3 separate regions of the Homo sapiens genome follow, and all the other regions are linked to region 2. The links are chromatin contacts, found by Hi-C or POLR2A ChIA-PET in ENCODE. All regions are on one chromosome and are shown on one strand. The core of a region is the stretch at or near the end of the contact, and the rest is flanking DNA. Distances in the headings are between cores, read along the strand shown.

The links. Hi-C counts contacts between places; a loop is a spot of excess contacts on that map. ChIA-PET counts read pairs that join two places held with the same protein, here RNA polymerase II (POLR2A). Pooled maps may share reads with other maps.
Region 1: a pooled map shows a loop between it and region 2 (4-fold over the local background). The contact joins the promoter of RANBP3 here to the promoter of DNAJB1 in region 2. A Hi-C loop is called at or near these places in 1 of 50 pooled maps. POLR2A ChIA-PET finds 5 or more read pairs at or near these places in 3 of 52 experiments (AG04449, T-cell and activated T-cell).
Region 3: a pooled map shows a loop between it and region 2 (9-fold over the local background). The contact joins the promoter of RAB11B here to the promoter of DNAJB1 in region 2. A Hi-C loop is called at or near these places in 1 of 50 pooled maps. POLR2A ChIA-PET finds 5 or more read pairs at or near these places in 2 of 52 experiments (CD4-positive, alpha-beta T cell and endothelial cell of umbilical vein).

Annotation. Positions count from the first base shown.
Region 1 is chr19:5,976,713-5,979,812 of GRCh38, forward strand. RANBP3 (RAN binding protein 3) reads right to left here and starts at 1,428. Exons shown (of 17, transcript NM_007322.3): 1 at 1,349-1,428. The coding sequence starts at 1,370. It overlaps RANBP3-DT (RANBP3 divergent transcript), which reads left to right and starts at 1,691. Exons shown (of 4, transcript NR_046376.1): 1 at 1,691-1,802. RefSeq lists silencers at 1,212-1,321, 1,552-1,721, 1,772-1,821.
Region 2 is chr19:14,516,981-14,519,923 of GRCh38, forward strand. DNAJB1 (DnaJ heat shock protein family (Hsp40) member B1) reads right to left here and starts at 1,417. Exons shown (of 3, transcript NM_006145.3): 1 at 1,159-1,417; 2 at 1-66. The coding sequence starts at 1,369. RefSeq lists silencers at 699-1,268, 1,479-1,798 and an enhancer at 2,711-2,943.
Region 3 is chr19:8,389,012-8,392,086 of GRCh38, forward strand. RAB11B (RAB11B, member RAS oncogene family) reads left to right here and starts at 1,349. Exons shown (of 5, transcript NM_004218.4): 1 at 1,349-1,445. The coding sequence starts at 1,406. RAB11B-AS1 (RAB11B antisense RNA 1) reads right to left here and starts at 1,680. Exons shown (of 3, transcript NR_038237.1): 1 at 998-1,680. MIR4999 (microRNA 4999) reads right to left here and starts at 369; the gene lies at 279-369. RefSeq lists silencers at 981-1,262, 1,482-1,741 and an enhancer at 1,012-1,211.

The sequences.
Region 1 (3,100 bases), core at 178-2,677, 8.5 Mb before region 2:
CAGCCTGGCTACAGAGCTAGACTCCGTCCCAAAAAATAAAATAGAATAAAATGGCCAAGAATCAGGGAGAGAACCTGTGCTGCTGCCTGTACAGATGCCCAGCGCCCGCCCAACACCACACAGAATCAGAATCTGCAGGGACTGAGCACCCGTGGTCTGGCATCTGAAGCCAGGCCATCTTGGTTCACATCCCTGCTCCTTCCCAGCTGTGTGACACGCCTTGGATAAGCGACTTAACCACGTTGACTCAGTCTCCTCATCAAGTGAATGGGGCTAACAGTATCTATACCTCCTACCAGGGAAAACAGTATGTCAAGACTTTGCACCACACCTGGTAACTACCCTAAATGCTCCACAAGACCAAGCACTTCCTATCATCATTCATTCATTACTGCAATTCGGTAGGGAAAACCCTCCAGTCACAGGGAGCACCGAATGGGGGAATCAGAGCCAGACAGGTAGAGAGCTTGCCTGCATTTGTGCAACTAGAAAAGGGGGGGAGCTAAAAATAGGCCTCAGAAGTCTTGAAGCTACAGCGATGGCAACACGACTATGGATGGAAGCAGACATCAGCCTTATGGTGCCTTCTCGGGGGATCTGGAAGTGTAACCTTGTCAAAAACACTCAGGTGGGCTGTCAGCGCTCCACAGAGGAGGGACTCGCACGGTCTCTTGTCTGGAAGTGCAGCAAAAAGGGCCAAAGAGCAGCCAGGGTTTTCGGCGGCCCAGATCCTGCGGCGGGGCCTAAATGAGGGGGAGACGAAGCGCCCCGAAGGATCCGGGGGGAACTGGCGGGAAGTGGGGGCCGAAGTTCGGGGCGGGGACGGGGTGAAAACGGCCTGGGCTTCCTCCGTCCGCGGTGTGCGGCTGGCCCGCGGAGGACGAGGGCCTCACGGGCTTAGGAGATAGGCAGCCAGGCCGGGGAAGGGGAGATGCCGGGTGGCGGAGGACGAGGGGGCGGGGAGGGAGCGTGGCGCGCTCCGGGCCACAACCAGGCCCTAAGGTCTATTTACATCCGTGGCCGAAGCACTGGGGCCGCGCCTCCCGCCCCCTTCAGCCCCGAGCTTGGCTGCGACGCAGAGGGGCCTTAGGGCTGCGATCCCGATGGCCACCCGGCTCCTCTAGCCAGACGGCTGCAGTGGCTGGGGTTGCCGGGAGTGATGGGCCGGGCCGGTGAGCCCGGCCTGAGGGGACGCAATAGGGGGCGGCTGCAAGGCCCGCCACGGCGCTAGCCTGGAGCGGACGAAACCCTTGCACTCTGCGGTGCTCCCCCCAAGGGCTTGTGGCCCCTAGTCCTCCCGCCGCCCGTTCCCCGGCCGCCAGCCGGTCCCCAACGGCGCCTCCCCTACCTTCGTTCGCCAGGTCCGCCATTTTACTTCCTTAAGCCCTCCCACAAGGCCCCGCGCCGGCCCAGGCTCGCCTGCTTTCTGCCAGAAACTCCCGCGCGTGCGCACTTAACAAGCCGACTCCGTGTGAGGCGGCCAGCTCGCGCCTGCGCGCTGAATGCCGCGCGGAGGCGAGCCCCGGATCGCCTGCCCTGCAGAGCAGCCTGCCCTGACGAGCCGCGCTCCTAGCACGCACCTGCGCACGAGCCATCTCCCGCCTCCTTTTCCCGCCGACTGAGAGGGCGGGGAAAGGGCCGGGAAGGGCGCATGCGCAGTGGCAGCGACTAAGGTTTAGTGAGGCGGCACCGCGCGGCCCGAGGCGGGTCTTGAAGCACTCGTTTTCCCACTCGTTTTCCGGGGTTCCCCCGCGGTGGGACAGTGAGCAGTTCAGGGCGCCGCAGCCGAGGCCTTCCTCCAGGTAAATCGCCGGGCCTGCGGGGGCTTCCCACACGCGCGGGCGGGAGACGCGTTGCCTCCTACCTCAGTTTACCCGCCTTAGGAGCCGGTACCTTCGGCAAACGCTTTCCTGAAACCACGGGGGAAGTGGCGAGAGGGCGCGGGGTGCTTGGGATTGGGGGGTAAATCAGAGCTCATCGGCGGGGGCGGGGGTCGTGGTCAGGCTCTAGGAGGGGGCGCAGCCCTGGGACCCAGGTGCTGGCGTTGGGGGCGGGGGGAGCCGGCGCGAGGGACTCGACCCCTCGGAGCTACGAGAATCAACTTCACAAGCTCATGGGAGGGGAACCGCGCGCCTCCAGGTTACCCATCTGTAAAATGGGACCATCAGCCTCACTCACAAGGCTCATGGGAGGGTCCTGGACACCCTGGAGTTGTTCTCTACTCACCTGCTATGAATCTCTCAGCAAATCCTTCGGACTTGGCCTTGCCTCCAAAATACAGCCCAGAGCCACCCATTGTCACCCCCAGGCTGTCACCACCCTAGGCCACATCGTCCGTATCTATCTCATGGAAGACTTGGACAGCGGCCTCTCTGCTATCCTTTGCTGCATTCTTTTGAAGCCCCAGGCTTGGTTCTGCACATGGCCGCAGGCTGAGGAGTCTTTGAAAAATATAATCAGCCAGACGCGGTAGCTCACCCCTGGAATCCCAGCACTGCGGGAGGCCAAGGTGGGAGGATCGCTTGAGCTCAGTTCAAAACCAGCCTAGGCAACAGAGCAAGACCCCATCTCTACAAAAACACAAAAATTACCCGGATGTGGTGGTGCAAGCCTGTGGTCCCAGCTACTTGGGAGGCTGAGGCAGGAGGATCACTTGAGCCCAGGAGGTTGAGGCTGCAGTGAGCTGTGACAGTGCCACTGCCACCATCCTAGGGACACAGCAAGAACCTCCCCCATATATATACACATATATACTTTGTTTTTATCTATATATATACACACAGATATATACATACACGTGTGCATATATATGTGTGTGTGTGTATATATATATATATACACATAGACTGAAAATGGAAATATCAAGGCCACTCAGTGCTTCCAGAGGGCTCTCAGCTGAACTTGGAATATCCTAAACCTTGTATTCAGGTTTATGAAGTCCCCTGAACTTGGCTCCCATGCCCTGCTTTGTTCCCCCTTGCTCATTGCTGTTCAGCCGCGTGGGTCTTTCCATCCTTGGAGCACAAGCTCATTCCAACCTAAGGGTCTTTGCACTTGGTCGTCTCTCTGCCTGGGACCTTGTGTTTCAGGTCTTACCTAG
Region 2 (2,943 bases), core at 167-2,666:
TGTAGCTGAAAGAGGTACCATTGGCACCACCGCCGCTACCGCCACTGGGGCCACTCCCCTTTAGGCCTGAAAAGCAGATTTAGAAGCAGTCAGATGGCTGAACAGCAGACTCTCTCTCGAGCTTCCCTTACAGGGGGAAACAGCTTGGAAGCCATGGGGGAGGAACTTTTTTGTCTGTCAGGGGAGAGCAAGGAAGAACCCCAAGTTTCTACCTCTCACTGCCAACAGCAGAGACGCCCCCCTACCAACAGTATTTCCGCGTAGCCTGACAGTGGAAAAGGACTCATGCGGTTAGGTGTTCACCTCCAGGTGCCACCTAGGCCCTGCCACTCCTGGACTGACCCATCCTCCTGGCAACATCACCAAGAGATGGCTAAAGACACATGGTCCAGGGTCGGCTTTCGGTAAGTGTTTACTCTCAACGTTTTAGGGCTAATGGTGCGTAGGAAGAGAAGAAAAAAAAAAACAAAAATAAATAGGGAGTTTTTAAATCCTCACACATTAGCATTCACTGCCACCATCCTTGCACAAAAAGTCAGCTCCAGATCAAGCCCAGAAGCCAGCCTGAATCATCAACGGGCACAGGAACAAAAAGCCCTGCTCTCCTTACCCTCCGAGGCGGCCCCGCTCTCCGGACCTGGGCGGCCGCTGCCTCCTGCGTGCCCTGCCGGGGCCAGGTCATCACTTCCCGGGAATTATCCCAACCCAGCCCCCAAGCCCACGAACGGGGTCGGCTCCTGCATTCACAACCCCTCGCCCCGCAGCTGAGCCGGAGGCGCCGCCCCGCGGACCCCGGCGGCCGAGCCCAGGTGAGCCCGGGTCCGCAGCGGGCTCCGCCGCGCCGTCCCCGTCGTCACCCCCGGCTCCCCCACCCCCATGCACCGCACCCCGGGGCTGCTCGGGGCCGCGGGAGGAGGCGCCCGGGGAGGGGCAGCCCCAGACATGCTAGAAGCTTCTGGCCGAGCGGCTGGGCCAAGGCTCCTCCTCCCACCGCGCGGCCGCCAATCCGAGGGCGGAGGCCCGCGAGGCCGGAGGGCGGGGCAGCTCGGCCCCACGGCCCGGGGCGTCCTTCCCGGGGGGCCGCCGAGAGGGGCCAGCGTGCCTCAGTTTCCCTGTCTGTCAAAAGGCGGGGCCGCGCCCCTGGCCGCGAGCACACACCTTCCTCCCCGTAGCGGTCGAAGATCTCGCGCTTGCGCGGGTCGCTGAGCACGTCGTAGGCCTCAGCGATCTCCTTGAACTTCTCCTCGGCGCCGGGCTCCTTGTTCTTGTCCGGGTGGTAGCGCAGCGCCTGGCGGCGGTAGGCCCGCTTGATCTCCTCGTCCGACGCGCCGCGGGCCAGGCCCAACGTCTGGTAGTAGTCTTTACCCATGACCCCCTCCTGCGGCCCGCCGACCCGCTGTCGCCGTCCCCCGGCTCCGCCGCCGACCAGTCCCGGACTCTATATACCCGTCCGGCGGAAGCTTCCAGAGCCCGCCAGCCCCCTCCAGAACCTTCCGCCCCGCCCGCCCCCGCGGCGCCGGCCAATCGCCGCCGCCCTTTCAGCGACACGCGACATCCGGGGCGGGGCCTCGCCGTCAACGGCCGCCCGCGCGGGGCCACGCCCCCTCCCGCTCCGCCCTCGGCAACACCTCCCCGCGGCGCGCGCGCACAGGTCGGAGGAGGCCCCGCCCACCTTTCGGGACGAGCCAATCGCGACCTTCTTTCCCTCTCTACGCGGCCCCAGCTACCCTGCGTCCCGCCCTCCGCCTGGGTCAGTAGGTCGGGACCCACAGCGAACTTGCTGTTCCAGGAAGGGGTGGGGCCTGGGACTACCCAGTCCTTTCCCCGGGAGGCGATGAACCTGCTCGCCCTTGTCTCGTGGGGCCTGCGGTGGGCTCCCGCCCGGTGACGCCGGACGAACTACCTAACCTGTGTCTGCCTAACCCAGGGGCCCCCTTCTATCTACAACATGGCAATAAGAGAACCTATCAGGCCGGGCGCGGAGCCTCATGCCTGTAATCCCATCACTTCCTGAGGCCAAGACAGGAGGATCTCTTGAGCCTAGGAGTTGGAGACCAGCCTAGGCAACATAAGGAGACTCCGTTTCTATTTAAGATTAACAAACAGGCCGGGCGCGGTGGCTCACGCCTGTAATCCCAGCATTTTGGGAGGCCGAGGCGGGCGGATCACTTGAGGTCAGGAGTTCGAGACCAGCCTGGCCAACATGGTGAAACCCCATCTCTGCTAAAAATATAAAAATTACCCGGGCGTTGGTGGCACGAACCTGTAATCCCAGCTACTCAGGAGATTGAGGCCTGAGAATAGCTTGAATCGGGGAGGCGGAGGTTGCAGTGAGCCGAGATCCGGCCGTTGCACTCCAGCCTCGGCAACAGAGCGAGACTCCGTCTCATAAATAAATAAAATAAGTAAAATAAAGTAAAATGAACAAAAAACCCACCAGCGCTATTCTCCCAACCGTGGGGAGAAGGATTTTGGGACGGAAGACTGCCTCTGTTCTCACCTCCTAAAGCAAGGTGAGGATCTGGACGGAAGCGCATCTCCCAAGGTCCTCCCAGTCCCGCCTTCTTCCCTTTACTGCCCTCTCAAGATCACTTGCCGCTAAATTTGAAATTTATCTTGTCTCTTGGCTTTCAATGTGTCTTCCCTCCCAGTCTGACATCGCCACCTGGGCAGGGGCCAGGTCCTGTCTGCACTGGGTCCCCAGTGCCTGGAACGCAGTGAGAACCTCATAAATATTCCCCGTTCTTACACACGTGCTTCTTTTTCTTCCCCAACTACCTTTATAATTTGGGGGGACATAGGTGTGTCACACACCTTTCAAGGCCTCTGTTTCCTCAATTGTAGGCAACACGATCGCGTTTGGCTCTGAAAGTCTGGGGTGCCTCTGTCAAGGACAGAGCTGATGGGAAAAGGAGGCTCAGAAAGGGGTTCCACCTGGGAAGG
Region 3 (3,075 bases), core at 99-2,598, 6.1 Mb before region 2:
GATCAGCCTGACCAACATGGAGAAACCCCGTCTCTACTAAAAATACAAAAAAATTAGCCAAGCATGGTGGTGCATGCCTGTAATCCCAGCTATTCGGGAGGCTGAGGCATGAGAATCGCTTGAACCCGGGAGGCAGAGGCTGCAGTGAGCCGAGAGCACACCATTGCACTTCAGCCTGGGCAACGACAGCAAAACTCCGTCTCAAAAAAAAAAAAAAAAACTGTCATAATTATTATTTCACTGGGTACATGTGTATCAAAACACACGCTGTACACCCTAAATATATAAAACAAACACATACTGTATTGTCAGGTAGTGATAAATCCTATCACTACCTGACAATACAGCAGTATGTGTTTTATTTTCTATATTACCTATTTTTATATTTTACCTATGTGGCAAAATATAGGACAAAAGAGGGGTAGTGGTAGGAGGTCCTGTTGGAGAGCATTGGTATCCAGTAAGGATTTAAAAGTATTTATTTAACAAAGAATAGCAGAAAGTGGACGGTTGATTCACACTTGGTGCAATCTCGGCTCACTGCAACCTCCACCTCCCAGGTTCAAGCGATTCTCCTGCCTCAACCTCCTGAGTAGCTGGGTTTACAGGCACCAGCGACCACGCCCGACTAATTTTTGTATTTTTAGTAGAAACGGGGTTTCACCATGTTGGTCAGGCTGGTCTCGAACTCCTGACCTCGTGATCCGCCAGCCTCGGCCTCCCAAAGTCCTGGAATTACAGGCGTGAGCCACCGCGCCTGGCTGATCTGGTTATTTTCAAAAGATTCCATGAGACGGGTTTCTTCAGTTTACAGAGGAGGAAACTGAGGCACAGAAGGATAACCCAGTGAGTCCCAATATAGAGATGGAGACTGCAACCGAGAAAGGGGACCCAGCGCTGAGGTCCCCGGAAATGGTCATTTATGGGCTTGGGGGGCGACCAGGGCAGCGCGCGCTGACCTATGACGTCATCGGGACGTTAAGCATCGTAGCATTACCTGGACGTAGCCCCATTTCTCTTCCCGGACAGGTCCTCTGATAGTCGGGTAGGTTCTCAATCAAGCCTCTCATTAGTTATTTGGTCTGTCAATCCATTTCATTCCTGCAGTCTTCCGCCCCGCCCTCTTGAGCTCGCCCCTGATAGGCTGGCGCGTCCGTCACTTCAAAAAGGTCCGCATTCCTTCCGCCTTTCTCCAGGACACCGAGGGCGAGGAGGGTGGTACCAAGCGGCGCCCACCCTCAGAGCACTACTTCCATCTCTGATTGGCTTCGCTGGGTGCCCGTCGCTACTCCACTCGCCGCTGATAGGCCATTCAACCGCCGCTCTGCGCGGCGCCGGCTCCGCCCCCGTCGGGTGTTTGTGGTGGGGCTGCGGAGTCGCCGATCCCGCCGGAAGCGCCAGGACAATGGGGACCCGGGACGACGAGTACGACTACCTATTCAAAGGTGCGGCCGGTGGGGCACAGACGGGCGAAGTCGTGGCGGCGAGGCGGCGGGCAGACGGGCCAAGGCCGCGCTCCAGGCCGCTGGGCCCAGGCCGGAGCCCGGGGCTTGGGGCCCGGCGGGTCAGGCAGCCGGGAAGGCCGGAGCCGACCGGGCAGCATCAGCTTCGGGCTAGGATGCGCGGCTATACGGAGCCGGAGGCCCGGAGAGACCTGGGGGACCTAGGACGCGCCGGGGCGGGGCCAGAGCCTAGAGGGGGTGGGGCCCGGAGCGGTGGGAGAGGCTGTTAGGGCGGGGCCTCCGCAGGGGGTGGAGCTTTCCCAAGATTTGGCGGGCCGGGCTGGGCTGAAAGCGTGATTCGGGATGGGGGCGGGGTTTTTAGGGGCGGGGCTAAGGCGTGATGGGCGTGACCAATAGGTGGGTTGGGCCTGGGCAAACGGAGGCGGGGCTCTCACGAGGCTTGTCCTGATTGGGGCAGCGTGTTTGGGGGTGGGGCCCGGGAGAGGCGGGGCAGGCAATGGGGGCTGGGCCGAGATGAGGGCCTGGGGGTGAGGTGTGTGGTGGTGGGAGCCTTGGATTGGGGTGCAAAGCTGGGATTGAGTGGAAAGGCACCCGTGTGTGCAGCAAGAATTCCATCTCTTCACTCAGAACTCTCAACAGTGCTAAGCCAGTACTTGCACTTTTCTGAGCACTTTACCCGAATTAACTAAAATCCTCACTGCAGCCCTTTGAGGTTGATACTAACCAGCCTCTCTTTTTACACGTTGGGAAACTGAGGCCCAGAGTGACAAAGACACAGTTTATAAGTGTTGGAACCCGATTGAGCCCAGGCCACCTGTAGGCCTTACCACTTAGGAAGCGTGTCTTAGGGGGCTTGTGGCCAGCATCTGGGACTTTGGGTTGTTGGACCAACTTCTTCCAACACGTGCGCACTGATGGCCGGGGCCCCAGCCAGCCTGCTGGAGGGTCTTCCCCGCCCGAGGGACTGAGGGGGCTCTAGGAGCATCACATAAGGCCTAGGTAGATCAGGCAGCCATTGCCCATTTAGGGACAGCTGGAGGAAGCCGGAGTCCCTTGTTTCTCAGCTGAGCCTTCTGTGCCCAGCTACACTTTGGCCTAGTGGTCTGCCCTGGTTGCTGGGCTCCCTGGCTGACAATGGCAGCCCTTGAGGGCTAACCCCTGGATCCAAGGTGCCTTCACCCTGCGGCCTGCTCTATGAGGGCCTGCGTCGCACATCAGCTGTTGGTATCCTCACCTCGCTGAGCCGTTCCTCCGAGTGTGCTCTGTGGCTTGCACCAGGCCTAGCTGGGCCTTGTGTCTGGTCTCATCCAGCGTCTTCTGATTGTGGGGAATGAGGCAGAGGTCTCCCCACCTGGGCTGTCCGTGTGGCGAAAGCCTTCCGGGGGGAGGGAGAGGAAGTGCCTCTACAAGGGCCTAGAGTCGTCCTGTGGCACTGAGGGCTCTGGCAGCTGCACACAGGTTGATAATGTCACTGGTGGGTGAGGCTCTGTGGTCAGCAGGTGCCCGGCCCAAGGTCTCGCCCCTCGTGGCAGGAGGAAGCTTTGGAAGGGTTTTGGAGACTGGGATTCTAAGGGGCCGTCTGGAGACAGGGGGACTAAACTTTGGGTCCTGC